Linked DNA regions of Homo sapiens: all the other regions are linked to region 3. The links are chromatin contacts, found by Hi-C or POLR2A ChIA-PET in ENCODE. All regions are on one chromosome and are shown on one strand. Each heading gives the region's core, a stretch centred on a gene start or an enhancer-like site at or near the end of the contact. The rest is flanking DNA. Distances are from core to core; before and after follow the strand shown. Region 1 overlaps LOC107984931 (a long non-coding RNA gene). Region 2 overlaps LOC105376863 (a long non-coding RNA gene). Region 3 holds the start of MYOM3 (myomesin 3).

Region 1 (4,399 bases), core at 1,394-3,893, 66 kb after region 3:
TGTTTATTTATTTTTTGAGACTGGGTCTCACTCTGTTGCCCAGGCTGGAGTGCAGTGGTGCAATCTCAGTTCACTGCAGCTACGACCTCCCCAGACTCAGGCAATCCTCCCACCTCAGCCTCCTGGGAAGCTGGGACTACATGTTGTGCACCACCACGCCCAGCTTAATTTTTGTATTTTTTTGTAGACTTGGGGTTTTGCCACGTTGTCCAGGCTGGTCTCAGACTCCTGGGCTCAAGCGATCCATCTGCCTCGGCCTCACAAATGCTGGAGTTATAGGCATGAGCCACCGGACCCGCACACAAATTTTGTGAGTAGTTCTTTCACTCCAGGTGCTATGCTAGGCACTGGCAATACAGTGATAAACAAAAAAGACATGGACCCTGCCCACATGAGAAACACCATTTATCAGATGTTTACCCAGAGAGATGGTGGTTGGTTTTTACTGGACCACAGCCAACTAATGAAAGGACAGGCTCACCATAAAGTTATAAAGCGGAAACCAACTGAGAAAAATGCTTGTGATTCATGTGTAAAATATAAGGCTAACACACTTAATAATCAATTACGATCTAGTCATATTGTGACTGATACACAGTCACCAACAATGATATTGCATGGATGGGCAAAGTGGCTCACACTTGTAATCCCAGCAACTCTGGAAGATGAGCCCAGGAGTTCAAGACCAGCCTGGGCAACATAGTGAGACCCTGTCTCTACAAAAAAAAAAAAATTAAATTAGCCGGGTGTGGTGGTGCATGTCTATAGTCCCAGCTACTCAGGAGGCTGAGATGGGAGGATAGCCTGAGTCTGGGGAGGTCATAGCTGCAGTGAGCTGAGATTGCACTACTGCACTCCAGCCTGGGCAACAGAGTGAGGTCCTGTCTATATATATATATATATATATATATATATATATATATATATATATATATATATATATATAATATTTAGAAGCATGGGGGGAAAACATGGCCATGCTCTGTGGCTCACACCTGTAATCCCAGCACTTTGGGAGGCTGAGGTGGGTGGATCACTTGAGGCCAGGAGTTTGAGACCAGCCTGGCCAACATGGTGAAACCCCATCTCTATTAAAAATACAAAAATTAGCCGGTCCTGTTGGTGCGTGCCTGTAATCCCAGCTACTCAGAAGGCTGAGGCAGGAGAATTGCTTGAACCCAGGAGGTGGAGTTTGCAGTGAGCCGAGATTATGTCATTACACTCCACCCTAGGCGACAGAGAGGGGGAAGAAAAAAAGCAGCAGCATGGAAAAATGTTCAGGATAGGTTTTAAAAGTCAAAAGACAGGCCAAGCACAGTGGCTCACACCTGTAATCCCAGCACCTTGGGAGGCTGAGCAGGCAGATCACTTGAGCCCAGGAGTTTGAGACCAGCCCAGCCAACATAGTGAGACCGCACCTTAATTTTTTTAAGTAAATAAATAAATATTTTTAAAATAGAAAAGAAAAAAATTTAAATTAAAAACAGGAGAAATTCATCCTGTGCCATTTCCTTCTTCCAAGTGTCGACTCCTCTTCAGAATCTGCCTGCTTTTTTTTTTAATCTCCAGTGCTTTTTTTTTTCCCCCGGAGTTAACAGTTGAAATCTGCCCGGAGATCAGTCCAGTTGGAGCTTACTTGCCACACCATGAATGGAACTCCTCATTGGGACTTACTGTCCTGGATTCTGTCTTCAGATGCCCCCTCCAGGTGAGGAGTCCACAGAACCAAGAGGACATGTCACTCAGAGCAGGCCCTCCTCCTGGGAATTGCCCCATGGACTTTTGGCGTCTCTGCCTTCTGACTCATAACACAGATTTTGGATAGGGCGGGGCACCCCTTGCCTCAGCACTCCAGAGAAGCCCAGCAAGCTGGACCTTAAGTGACAACCACAACTGAACAGTTCGAACTCAAGGTCCATTCTTTTCAATCATCTCAGCAGCAACAAATTACTGAGCTATGAGGGTGAGTTTATTTTCAAAGGATGGGATTACAGGCATGAGCCACCATGCTTGGCCCAAACCTTCCTTTAGAGGTGTGGGGTGACCACTAAAAGTACTAAAAATAGAATCACTGAAGCTACTTGAGAGGCTGAGGAAGGAGGATTGCTTGAGCTCAGGGGGTCGAGGCTGCAGTGAGCCATGATTGCACCACTGCACTCCAGCCTGGGCGACAGAGCAAAATCCTGTCTCAAAAAAAAAGAGAGAGGGAGAGATACTCAATGATGCTTTTCATCTGCAAAATAGAGTGATATAAATAAATCAGTAATAAAGTGGTTGAGTCCAGGTTGCTTTCTGAGGGTGGGAAGGCAACTAAATGCACTGAGTTTATTTAATATTTGCCTAATAACGTAATCTCTGGTCCCTAAAGCAGCCTCAGGGCTAACAGCACAAGGCCCACGGTCAGGCTACTTGGGTTCGAAATTCTGCTTGCTTATCCAGGCCTAATCACTTAACCGCTGTGAAACAATACTTTCATCTGCCAAGTGGTGATAACAAATGGGCCTCCCTATTTAGGTGATGTGTGGAGGAGCACATTGCTCTCATCACTATTCAAAGGGTTGGCTGGAGCTGGGTTTTGAGGTAATTCAGCTGCCAGCAGCGCCTTTCCCTGTTCATTCTGAGTCAGAAATGTGGGCGGATACAGTCACATAGAAGATTACAAAAGAATGCTACTGGCCAAAATCTCAAGTCTCCCAAGCAGCAATAACTCCTGCACGGGCTGTCAGCTGGGGTCGAGCCAAGTGGGCAAACGGGCTGGTGGCTCAGAGGGATTTGCTCCTCCTGACTTTGACCAGATGAGGCGGCTTTCCCAGCTCTAACATCTTTAGTTGCTTCCCACTTGCTTTTGTCACTGACTGCACAGTTTAAGATGTTTAATAAACTTGTCTCATTATCCATCTGGTGCTCACCACATGATACTTTTTCAAATCATTTGTTTATTTCCAGAAAAATAAAAATAACACTTTGACTATCAGATGTTGCACTAGCAAATCATTTTCATGTGTATCTTTCCTATATGCTACCTCATCTGACCTTTACAATTGCCCTTTGGTGGATATCTTACCCAAGAGGGAGTGGAAGATCAAGAAGGTTAAGTAGCTTGCCAGTGATTTGCAGGGCCTCTTTTTATTGTTTTAATATGGCTACTAGAAAATTCAGCTGGGCACAGTGGCTCACGCCTGTAATCTCAGTACTTTGGAAGGCCAAGGAGGGAGGATTGCTTAAGCCTAGGAGTTTGAGATCAGCCCTGGCAACACAGTGAGATCCCTGTCTCTACAAAAATAAAAATAGCTGGGCACAGTGGCACGTGCCTGTAGTTCTAGTAATCAGGAGGCTAAGACAGGAGGATCATTTGAGCCCAGAAGTTCGAGGCCTCAGTGAGCTGTGATCATGCCCCTGCACTCCAGCCTGGGTGACAGAGGGACACCCTGTCTCAAAAAAAAAAAAAAAAATTAAATTCTATATATGGCTCTTGTTATATTTCTGTGGGACAGAATCAAGTTAAACTGTTCAATTACCAGAGACAGCTGCTGGGCGCTGTGGTTCATGCCTGTAATCCCAGCACTTTGGGAGGCCAAGGCGGGTGGATCACCTGAGGTCAGGAGTTCAAGACCAGCCTGGCCAACATGGTGAAACCTTGTCTCTACTAAAAATACAAAAAATTAAGGCCAGGCACAGTGGCTCATGCCTGTAATCTCAGCACTTTGGGAGGCTGAGGCGGGTGGATCACCTGAGGTTAGAAGTTCGAGACCAGCCTGACTAACATGGAGAAACCCCGTCTCTACTAAAAAGACAAAAAAAAAAATTAGCTGGGCGTGGTGGCAATTACAGGCATGGAAAAAACCTGTCTCTACTAAAAATACAAAATTAGCCAGGCGTGGTGGCCCGTGCCTATAATCCCAGCTACTCAGGAGGCTGAGGCAGGAGAATCGCTTGAACCTGGGAGACGGAGGTTGCAGTGAGCTGAGATAGCGTCATTGCACTCCAGACTGGGCAACGAGAGCCAAACTCCGTCTCAAAAAAAAAAAAAAAACCAAGCCACCAGGCTTGGTGGCGGATGCCTGTAATCCCAGTTACTCAGGAGGCTGAGGTAGGAGAATCGCTTGAACCCTGGAGGCAGAGGTTGCAGTGAGCCAAGATATCGCGCCACTGCACTCCAGCCTGGGCAACAAGAGCAAAACTTCGTCTAAAAAAAAAAAAAAAAAAAAGGAATATTACTCAGCCTTTAAAAGGGATGAGCTGCTGACACATGCTACAACATGGATGAATCTTGAAAACCTTTAAAAGGAGTGAAATGTTGACACATCCTCCAACATGGATGAACCCTGAAAGCCAGACACAAAAGGGCAAAGATTGTATCATTGCACCTATATGAGGTACCTAGAACAGGAAAATTCAT
Region 2 (4,839 bases), core at 2,063-4,562, 93 kb after region 3:
GCTAGAAGCCATGCTAGGGCTGGTCAAATCTCTTAGCACAGGAGTTTGGAGTCATTAGGTGAAAAGAGTTCTTGCAGTTCTCACTACCATCACACCAGACCCAGAACCCAACCAGGGCCACTGACCTTGCCCTTGCTATTTGCCTGCCTGCCAACAACCTCTGTTCTTGTCCATGAGCTGCCAACAGCCTCACCAATAATTGCTACTTACATATTTGACTCTGCAGCTCACAGTCTGCTGCTGGCGGAGGAAGGACTCAACTTCCTTCACAGCTTGGACTCCTGGTGCTACAGCTTCATCAACTTTTATGCCTAGATTAGTTTACTTCCCCAGTGCAACCATGAGCCACCACCTGGAGGTCCCAGTTATAGCCACACCCCGTGCAAAGAGCCACTGCCTACATCCCACCCAAGGCCCCACGTCTGAGCCTAGCATGGTGTATTCCTTCTTCTCCATTGTCGCCTCTCTCTCTGGAACACAATTGCACCTACGGTGTGGTTCCATCCCCCACCAAACATGCCCAGGTAAATTTGAACCCCAAGTGAGGGCAAAGCTCACATTTTTCACCTGGTGCTCCTAAACCTGTGTAAATAAACAGTTCTAACCATGCAGCCGGAAGCTATTTTATACTGTTATCTAATGTGGGCTTTGTTCCTGAATCTTTCCGCCCATTTGGGAAGCAGGTAGGACATTTGAAGCTCATTCCCTCAGGAAGTGATGGGGGATACAGCAGAACAAAGAGTCCATTCTTAGCTTTTGAGTTTCAAATAGACCTTTGAAATTTATGCCAGAGAGCATATTTGTGGGGGGAAATAGGGGCAGGAGTTGAATTTTTAAATCTAAAGCCTAGGCCAGGGGCAGTGGCTCACATCTGTAATCCCAGAGCTTTGGGAAGCCAAGGAGAGGATCACTTAAATCCAGGAGTTTTGAGACCAGCCCGGGCAATATAGTGAGACTCTGTTTCTACAAAAAGTAAACAAAAATTCACCAGGCATTTGTGGAGTACCTACAGTCCTAGCTATTTAGGAGGCTGAAGTTGGAGGATCACTTGAGATGGAGAGTTTGAGGCTGCATGAGCCATGATCGCGCCACTGCACTCCAACGGCGACACATTGAGATCCTGACTCATAAAATAAAATAAAATCTGGCGGGGTCCAGTGGCTCATGCCTGTAATCCCAGCACTTTGGGAGGCCGAGGCGAGCGGATCACCTGAGGTCAGGAATTCCAGACCATCCTGGCCAACATTGTGAAACCCCATCTCTACTAAAAATACAAAAATTAACCAGATGTGGTGTCACTCGCCTGAAATTCCAGCTACTCGGGAGGCTGAGGTGGGAGAATTGCTTGAACCCGGGAGGTGGAGGTTGCAGTAAGCCAAGATGGACTCCAGCCTGGGTGACAGAGTGAGGATCCATCTCAAAAAAAATAAAATAAAATAAAATCTAAAGCCTGATAAAAGTTTGTGTCTCAATAAATTCAGCGTGATGAAGTACAGCAATAGCAGCTTCAAGATTGAGAGGAGAGGGGCAAGTTGGGGAGGAGGGAGAGGGTTCTTAGGTGTGTCACTGAGAAGAGGCCCTGTTCCATGTCATGCTAGTTCCCTGGCCCATTCTCAAGGGTAAGAATGATGTCAGACCCCATCAAGTCTCACTGAGGATCCAAGAGCAGAGAAGACCAAAGGCGGATGTTCTGGGAGGCTCCTGCAGCTCAAGCTTTGGGCCCTTTACTTGCACCGGCCTCTTCCAAGGCTCTGGACCTAATTTCATATTAATGGCTTTTATTTTCTTTAGAGAAGACCCCTAGAACTGCTTCAGGATCTGCCCCTGAAGAGGCCCTCAGCCTCACTTTCTCAGAAAGAAGCCCAGGACACTAGCCTGTTGGACGTAAGACCACAAGGAGCAAAAACATACCCTGGCTGAGGCCCCAGATCAACCAGCTCCCAGCCAAACCCCCAGCCGACTGCAGTTGCAAGTGGTCTCGGCCAAGACCAGGAGAAGAACCATCCATCCCACCTCAAATAGCTGACCCACAGAATCATAAACAAATAAGACAGTGTTGTCATAAGCCACTAAATCCAAGAGTGTTTTGTTATACAGAAATAGATAACTGATGCAGTGAATTTGGACAAGTCATCAAAAAAAAAAAAGAATTTTTGGATGAGTCACTTTATTCACTCAAAATAATATTTACTGGGAAAAAAAGTGAAGGGCGGAAGAATACGCCACCCCAAAATATGCTATTTTGGCTTAAGAATTATTTTGAGTTAAAGGCATGAACACTGACATTTTTTCTTTCTGAAAGCAAATTCCCAGTGACAGTTGTTCTTTCAGGACAGGTGCAGTGGCTCACACCTGTAATCCCAACACTTTGGGAAGCCAAGGCAGGAGGATTGTTTGAGTCCAGGAGTTCAAGACCAGCCTCGGCAACATGGTGAAACCCCGTCTCTATTAAAAATACAAAAATTAGCTGGGCGTGGTGGCACATGCCTATCATCCCAGCCACAAGGGAGGCTGAGACACAAGAACTGCTTGAACCCAGGAGGCAGAGGTTGCAGCGAGCCAAGATTGTACCACTGCACTCCAGCCTGGGCCACACAACAAGACTTCATCTCAAAAAAAAAAAAAAAAGCTGGACACAGTGGCTCACACCTATAATCCCAGCACTTTGGGGTGCTGAGGCGGGCAGATCACTTGAGGTCAGGAGTTCGAGACCAGCCTGGCTCTCATGGTGAAACCCCATCTCTACTAAAAAAATACAAAAATGAGCTGGGCATGGTGGCGGGCACCTGTAATCCCAACTACTCGGGAGGCTGAGGAAGGAGAATCACTTGAACCTCGGAGGCAGAGGTTGCAGTGAGCTGAGATCGCACCACTGAACTCCGGCCTGGATGACAAGAGCGAGACTCCATCTCGAAAAAAAAAGAAAAAAAAATATCTTATGTTAGCAGGGCTCTCAAAGGCAAGCACTGAATATAACAACTGGAATGGAAAAACTGAAAGAAGCTCTTCTAGTACCTAAGCAAAGCCATCCTCAATCCTAAAGCTGGGGGGCCCTGGAGTACCCTCCCGAGAAGTCTTTCTTACCCAGGATTCAGTGTACACAAATTGAAAGACTGAGGGAATGAGTAGGTTTCCTAACTCAGTTCTCCATGCCAAAGTTCATCCTCCTACGGGCTGAGAGCAGGGTAGAACTATTTCAGGCCCAACGTCAACATCCTTGAGAAATTCTTATCTGGAAAGAGTGGGGAGGTCGCCATGGCAACCTGTCCCAGGCCCAGCCCTGGCACAGCTCCAAGGCACACAAATAAAACCATTGGAATGTGGTGCAGGGCTCAGGGCGGGATAACTAGAAAGTTGCCAAGTTTCCATGAAAACCAACAATGTGAGGCCTCAGCCTCTGGAAGATGTCAGTAGGGAAGCTTGGGTCCCCACAGGGTCTACCCATGGAAATATAACACATTCCTAAATAGCACATATGTGCGCGCACACAGCATCACACGCACACAGCCTGCTTGGACGACAGCGACACTGCTTCTTGAAAAAGAGCCTTGTTGAAAGGAGAGCACTGGCCTTAGAGCCAGACAGAGATTCCAGTACCCGCCCTGTCAATTCCTGGGAACCCCAGGTCAGTTTCTGAACAAGTTATCCTCGTGGCCACCTCCCTTGCCTTCTCCATGTCTTTGTTCCAAGGTCATCTCCATGAGACATTTCCTGGTTACTTTAATTATTTATGTATTTATTCTATTTATTTATTTATTTATTTTTCTTGAGATGGAGTCTCGCTCTGTCGCCCAGGCTGGAGTGCAATGGCACGATCTCGGCTCACTGCAACCTCCACCTCCAAGGTTCAAGCGATTCTCCTGCCTCAGCCTCCCAAGTAGCTAGGATTACAGGCATGTGCCACCATGCCCAGCTAATTTTGTATTTTTAGTAGAGGTGGAGTTTCACCATGTTGGCCAGGCTGATTTTGAACTCCTGACCTCAGATGATCCACCTGCCTTGGCCTCCCAAAGTGCTGGGATTACAGGCATGAGCCACCTTGCCCAGCCGCCCTAGTCACTTTAAATCAAATTGCAGGCTGGGCACAGTGGCTCACGCCTGTAATCCCAGCACTTTAGGAGGCCAAGGCGGGTGGATTGCTTGAGGTCAGGAGTTCAAGACCAGCCTGACCAACATGGTGAAACCCCGTCTCTACTAAAAGTACAAAAGTTAGCCGAGCATGGTGGTGCATGCCTGTAATCCTAGCTACTTGGGAAGCTGAGCAGGAGAATTGCTTGAACCTGGGAGGCTAAGGTTGCAGTGAGCCGAGATCATGCCACTGCACTCCAGCCTGGGTGACAGAGCAAGACTCTGTCTCAAAAAAAAAAAAAAAAAAAAAAAAAAAAACCAGAAAGAAATCAAATTGCAGCCTCACGCATCCCCCACGCTCCTACTCTTCTTTATTTTTCTCCATGCTCTTAGCACCACCTGACATGCTCTATATTTTACTTCCTTAACTTATTTATTACCTTGTTAATGTCACTTCCACAGGGACAGGGATTTTTGTCCCTTTTGCCCATGCTCTACCTCCAGCACCTAGAAAATACCTGGCATGTAGTAGGTGCACAAGGAAGATTGTTGAGTAAATGCATGTAGTTTTGTCATTAGCAAAATAGGAGTCATTCTACCACCATAGGGTTAATGTGAGGGTTGAAGGAGATGCTATGGCATTAGTGCCCAGTCCTTAGCAGGGGTACCAGTGTCACTTCTGGTTACATCCTGCATTTGGTGAGGTCCCCTCATCACCTTCCTGTAGTACTTAGATCACATTTAAGAACAATTTTCATGGTATCTTACTTT
Region 3 (4,754 bases), core at 1,934-4,433:
TTAGCCAGGATGGTCTCGATTTCCTGACCTCATGATCCACCTGCCTCGGCCTCCCAAAGTGCTCGGATTACAGGCGTGAGCCACTGCGCCCAGCCCACTGATTCATTTGTAAATAAATGTGAATTGAGGGCCAGGTGTATGCCAAGCACTGTTCTCGGGGGTAGGGATATGGTCAGGCAGGCAAGTTCTCTGCTATCTTGGAATGTGTCCTCCACCTACAGAGAAAGAAACTGAGGCCCAGAAAGGAGGCCAAGGTCCCCCTGTTAGTGACTGAGGCACCAGAGGTTGGGATTTAAACCAAGGCTTGTATAACATCAAGTCATCTAATCTCTCTGCTCAGCCGCATGACCTTAGGCTTGGCCATGTTTACAGAGGTTCCAGTGATGACTGAGTGCTTCACTGGGGTGAGGTCAACAAAGGGATACATGGGAATCCCACCCCCAGAAGCATGGGGTAAGAGAAAGCCATCAGCATTCCTAGAGCTTTCATTTAGCAAACGTCTGTCCGGGGCCAGACGCCGTGCTGGAGGTTTCACGGTTCTTGGTTGAACATTTTCTTTTCTTTTCTTTTCTATTCTTTTTTTTTTTCTTTTCTTTTTGAGACAAAGTTTCACTCCTGTCACCCAGGCTGGAGTGCAATGGCGCCATCTCAGCTCACTGCAACGTCCACCTCCTGGGTTCAAGCAATTCTCCTGCCTCAGCCTCCCAAGCAGCTGGGATTACAGGCGCGCCCCCACCACACCCAGCTAATTTTTGTATTTTTAGTAGAGACGGGGTTTCACCATGTTGGCCAGGCTGGTCACGAACTCCTGACCTCAGGTGATCCACCCGCCTCGGCCTCCCAAAGTGATGGGATTACAGGTGTGAGCCACCATGCCCAGCCTGATTGAACATTTTCAATGAGACAGCTAAGTGGAAATTGTTGTCTTCAACTGTACAGATAATCAAACCACACTGGCTGAGTGCCTTCCCCAAGGTCATCCAGCTAATAAGTGGTGGGACTGAATTGAAAGCCTAAGCCGGTTTGACTCCAGGATGCACCCTGTCTCTCCAGTGCACCTTCATTCATCTCCCCAGATTGCCTTGGGAGGACGGGGCTAGAGGACCTGTTTAAATGACTGTCTCCTGCTCAGTTGGAAGCTCAAAGCCCTCTTTGCTGTTCGTACGGATTCACTCACACTCATCCCTCACAGCAAATGTATGAAGATGAGTCTTGGAAAGCCCTTGTTCGATTGGGTCAATAGAAGATGGGAGAGAAATGTTCTCTCCCAAAAGATGCTGTAAGAGAGAGCCACAGAAGAGCTTAGAAAGGGGTTTTCAAATAGGGCAGGGGATTCAGATTTTGCCTGCAAAGTTCACTTGTGCTCTCTCTCTCCTTCTCTCGAGTGAGGAGTCCCTGAGGCACCAGCAAGAGTGACAGGTGTAGTGTGGGTGGCCACCTGAGGTCGCAGGAAGGGGTGAGGGAGGGAAGCTGTGCTCTCTGGCTAGGGGCCGGTACAGCCTTCCCCTCACCGGCTCATCCTCTGAGACTCGACCCAGGTGCACCTTCCTGATCACCTCCTGTCGTAAGTGCCTGACTTCCCCTGTAGGTTAGGGTCTGGCATAGGGTAGGTGCCAATGAATGTGAGGGGGAAAGAATTGAGACTGAGGGAATGGCAGGAGAGGGCAAAGGGTGGGAAGAGGTGTGGTGCCGAACACCTATTAACCTCAGTAGGGAAGGCACCAGGTTTGAGAGGCCAAAGAAAAGATCCATAGCCAGCAAACGGAACATGGGGGTTTCAGGAGGCGGAGGTTGCAGTGAGCTGAGATCATGCCACTGCACTCCAGCCTGGACAACAAAGTGAGACTCTGACTCAAGAAGGAAAGAAAGAAGGAAAGAAGGAAAGAAAGAAAGAAAGAAAGAGAGAGAGAAGGAAGGAAGGAAGGAAGGAGGGGGGGAGGGAAAGAAGGAAAGAAGGAAGGAAGGAAGGAAAGAGAAAGAAGAAAGAAAGAAAGAAAGAAAGAAAGAAAGAAAGAAAGAAAGAAAGAAAGAAAGAAAGAAAGAAAGAAAGAAAGAAAAAGAAAGGGAGAGAAGGAAGGGAAGGAAGGAAAGGAAGGAACGTGGGGGTTTGTTAGGGGCTTGCCTACAGGAGAGAGAGTCCACTGGTGATGAACTGGACAGGAGAACCGCCTTACATACAGAAATGGTCCAGGGGCGGCGGGCTGGACAACATACCAGTGGCGGCCGACTGGGCAGGAAAACCTCAGCCCCTTGCAAACAGCATGCAGTTTATAGAGCATTTTCACTTTACACCATCCCCTAATGACCTCCACCTGGCAATCTTCATTTAACCCAAAACTCAGGGCCTCAATCCCCTGTATGGCCAGCGTTCCACCAGAAGGGACGGGACGGGGGCTCAGATATTCATCGTAGGTAAGAAACGGGTTGGCTACTCCCCAGATTCCTTAGCTCGGAACACATATTCAGGTCTTCCACACAGGGTCATTCTTGGAGCGTGCTTCAGTTATCCCTGTCAGGTGCGTTTACCCTATAAGAAGGCCCTTCAGGGGACACTCTGGCAGCCTGAGCAGTTTGCACAGTGAAGCAGTAGGTGGCTCCCCAGCTCCTCCTGCCTGCACCACACCACACACACATGACTGTGGTCAGGGCGGGGGCCGTGTAGTAACTACCGGAGTGGTGGAGGGACCAGGAGCCACACATTGCTGTTTTAGCCAGTGACAACTTCTGAGCACGAAACACTCACTTTTAGGTCATATTCCTTCCACCGTCTTCATGAAGTCCAGGTGCCCAGTCTCACTGTCTCCGTTTTTCAGAAGGCAGTCAGTTCAGGGAAGCTGAGCGCCTTCCCCAGGGCACCCAGTCAGCCGGGGCAGAATTCAGATCAGAACTCCCGACAGCTGAGAACGCCGCACGGGATCTGCCCTCCATACGACCATGCCTGAGCCGTTCCCTCCTTTCCATTTTAACAGGGGCTTGGGTTGGGCAGAAAGGACCCAGCTGAGAGGAGGAGCAGTGTGGGGGGACGCGGCGGACAGCTCCACCTGTCGCTGCTGCCCAGCAGGCTGGAGACACGGAATGGCCCCTCCCCTTGGCCCCCTGTCCCCGATGCCATAGTTCTCATCCATTGTCATTGTACTGTCTCAGTGCTGCTATATTTAAGACGGTGCAGTCTCCGGGATCGCATTCTTCTCCCGGTGCCCGCTGAGCCGAGGGCAAGAAGAGAACAAGGACCCTCTCGGCCTCAGGAATCTTCTCCCCAGAGACTCCTAAGTGGGCACACTGCTTCTGTGAGTCACCCCCAGAAATCAGGGTGGGGGAGGGATGCCTCCTAAGAGTCAGCCACTGGGGAGTGATATCTGTGGGTGCATGTGTGTGTGTGTGTGCACGTGTGTGTGTTTGTGTGTATGTGTGTTGTGTGTTGTGAAAGGAGCCTGGGAAATTTGTGCTGAGGCAGCACCCAAGTGAAAATGGGAGGGGATTCCAGAAACCCCTGCCCCATCCCACTGTTCTGTGTGGCCCTGGGTCTTCTGAGAGCTGAGCTGTCTGTGATGTGAAAGTTGCAAAAAAAAAAAAAAGAGTGGGGGCTGCCCTGGGAACTGGAGTCTTTCCTGTGATGGAGCAGCGATAAGCGGGAGCCAGGCTAAGCTGGCAAGTTCCACGAACTTAGAGCGGAGCTGGCTGAGCCCGGCTTGGCCAACCCCACAGGCAGGGAAAGAGAGCGAGCCCTCGGATCCCAAATCTTAGAGCTGGAAGGGATTTCATCCAGTGCCTGACAGGAAACCGAGGCCCAGACGGGAAAGGAGTTGCCTCAGCTCATGACTGGCAAGGGCAGGATTCGGCCTCGCGGAAGCTGGTGGAGCCACTGGCTAAGAACACGTCCCAGCCTGTGCCACCCGCCGCCCGCAGGATGTGTCTCTGCTCCCAGCCACCATCCGCCCCCATCGCAGCTCCTGGAGGGGTCTTGGCTCAACTGCTGTGCATTCCTCTTTCCCTCCTGAAGAAGGGGAGAGGCCTCCTCGGCAGATGGAGGCTTGGGAGGAAAGCAGAGGGGAATAGGGAAGGCCACGCAGTGGGACCTCTGGCCCAGATTTTTGCACCCCAAGAGAGGGAAGCGGGGGCAGTTTCCCCTCCACGCAGGCACACACAGTGTTCCGGGAAGAGGCACCCTGGTCCTTTGGGAAAGGGCAGTGAGGCCGCAAACTTGTCCCTGCTTAATACCACGCATCAGTCAGTGCTTTAAAAAGAATTGGTAGCTCATCCGCTAAAGCCAGGGGTCTGGTTGCTGGAGGCCCCGAGGTCAGGGACGAGCGCCAGGCCCCTGCCTGCTGTGCTAATCGGGAACAGAGCATCCAGGGGAAGGGAGCCAGTGGCTGGTGCCAGGGAATGTTAACTCTCAGCCACTGGAGCCAGGGCCATCGTGTCCCAGGAAAGCTGGGGCAGAGTGGGGGGTCCTTGCTCCACCTAGGGTGGTACCCAGCAGCTCTCCTCCTGGGCCATGAGGAAGAAAGAGCAGAATGAGCAGGGCTAGCCACTTCTTTGGGTGCAAAGAGAACTTCTTCCATCGGGAGGGAGTGATACGAAGCCAAAGAGGGTGACTGTCCCATTATGTCATTTGAGATGATTAGCAGGAGCCCAGGGAGCTTTAGGGGGCAGCCCTTGGTCCCAGCTAACCCTGCAGCCATCCATTCTCTTTTTCCTGATGCCCACAACTGCAGACACCCAAAAGGAGCAAACTTCTAGGAAGTAGAAGGGGT

What was found. Hi-C counts contacts between places; a loop is a spot of excess contacts on that map. ChIA-PET counts read pairs that join two places held with the same protein, here RNA polymerase II (POLR2A). Pooled maps may share reads with other maps.
Region 1: a loop to region 3 is called in a pooled map, with 2.2 times the contacts of the local background. The contact joins the enhancer-like site here to the promoter of MYOM3 in region 3. A Hi-C loop is called at or near these places in 3 of 50 pooled maps. POLR2A ChIA-PET finds 5 or more read pairs at or near these places in 5 of 52 experiments (MCF 10A, Panc1, RWPE1 and 2 more).
Region 2: a pooled map shows a loop between it and region 3 (3-fold over the local background). The contact joins the enhancer-like site here to the promoter of MYOM3 in region 3. A Hi-C loop is called at or near these places in 4 of 50 pooled maps. POLR2A ChIA-PET finds 5 or more read pairs at or near these places in 6 of 52 experiments (Caco-2, HepG2, MCF 10A and 3 more).

What each region holds. Positions count from the first base shown.
Region 1 is chr1:24,044,720-24,049,118 of GRCh38, reverse strand. The region is part of intron 1 of LOC107984931 (a long non-coding RNA gene); the gene reads right to left. Among named protein-coding and RNA genes, the nearest start is that of MYOM3-AS1, 20 kb to the left of the region's middle. Within about 2 kb of position 2,643, at least 15 of the 41 ENCODE cell types and tissues checked have a DNase peak (open chromatin) inside an H3K27ac peak, as active enhancers do; they include Panc1, where a contact is called at or near this core.
Region 2 is chr1:24,017,429-24,022,267 of GRCh38, reverse strand. All of the region lies in intron 1 of LOC105376863 (a long non-coding RNA gene), which reads right to left. Among named protein-coding and RNA genes, the nearest start is that of SRSF10, 40 kb to the right of the region's middle. Within about 2 kb of position 3,312, at least 31 of the 41 ENCODE cell types and tissues checked have a DNase peak (open chromatin) inside an H3K27ac peak, as active enhancers do; they include PC-9 and Panc1, where a contact is called at or near this core.
Region 3 is chr1:24,110,564-24,115,317 of GRCh38, reverse strand. It overlaps MYOM3 (myomesin 3), which reads left to right and starts at 3,183. Exons shown (of 37, transcript NM_152372.4): 1 at 3,183-3,287. RefSeq lists an enhancer at 2,473-2,981.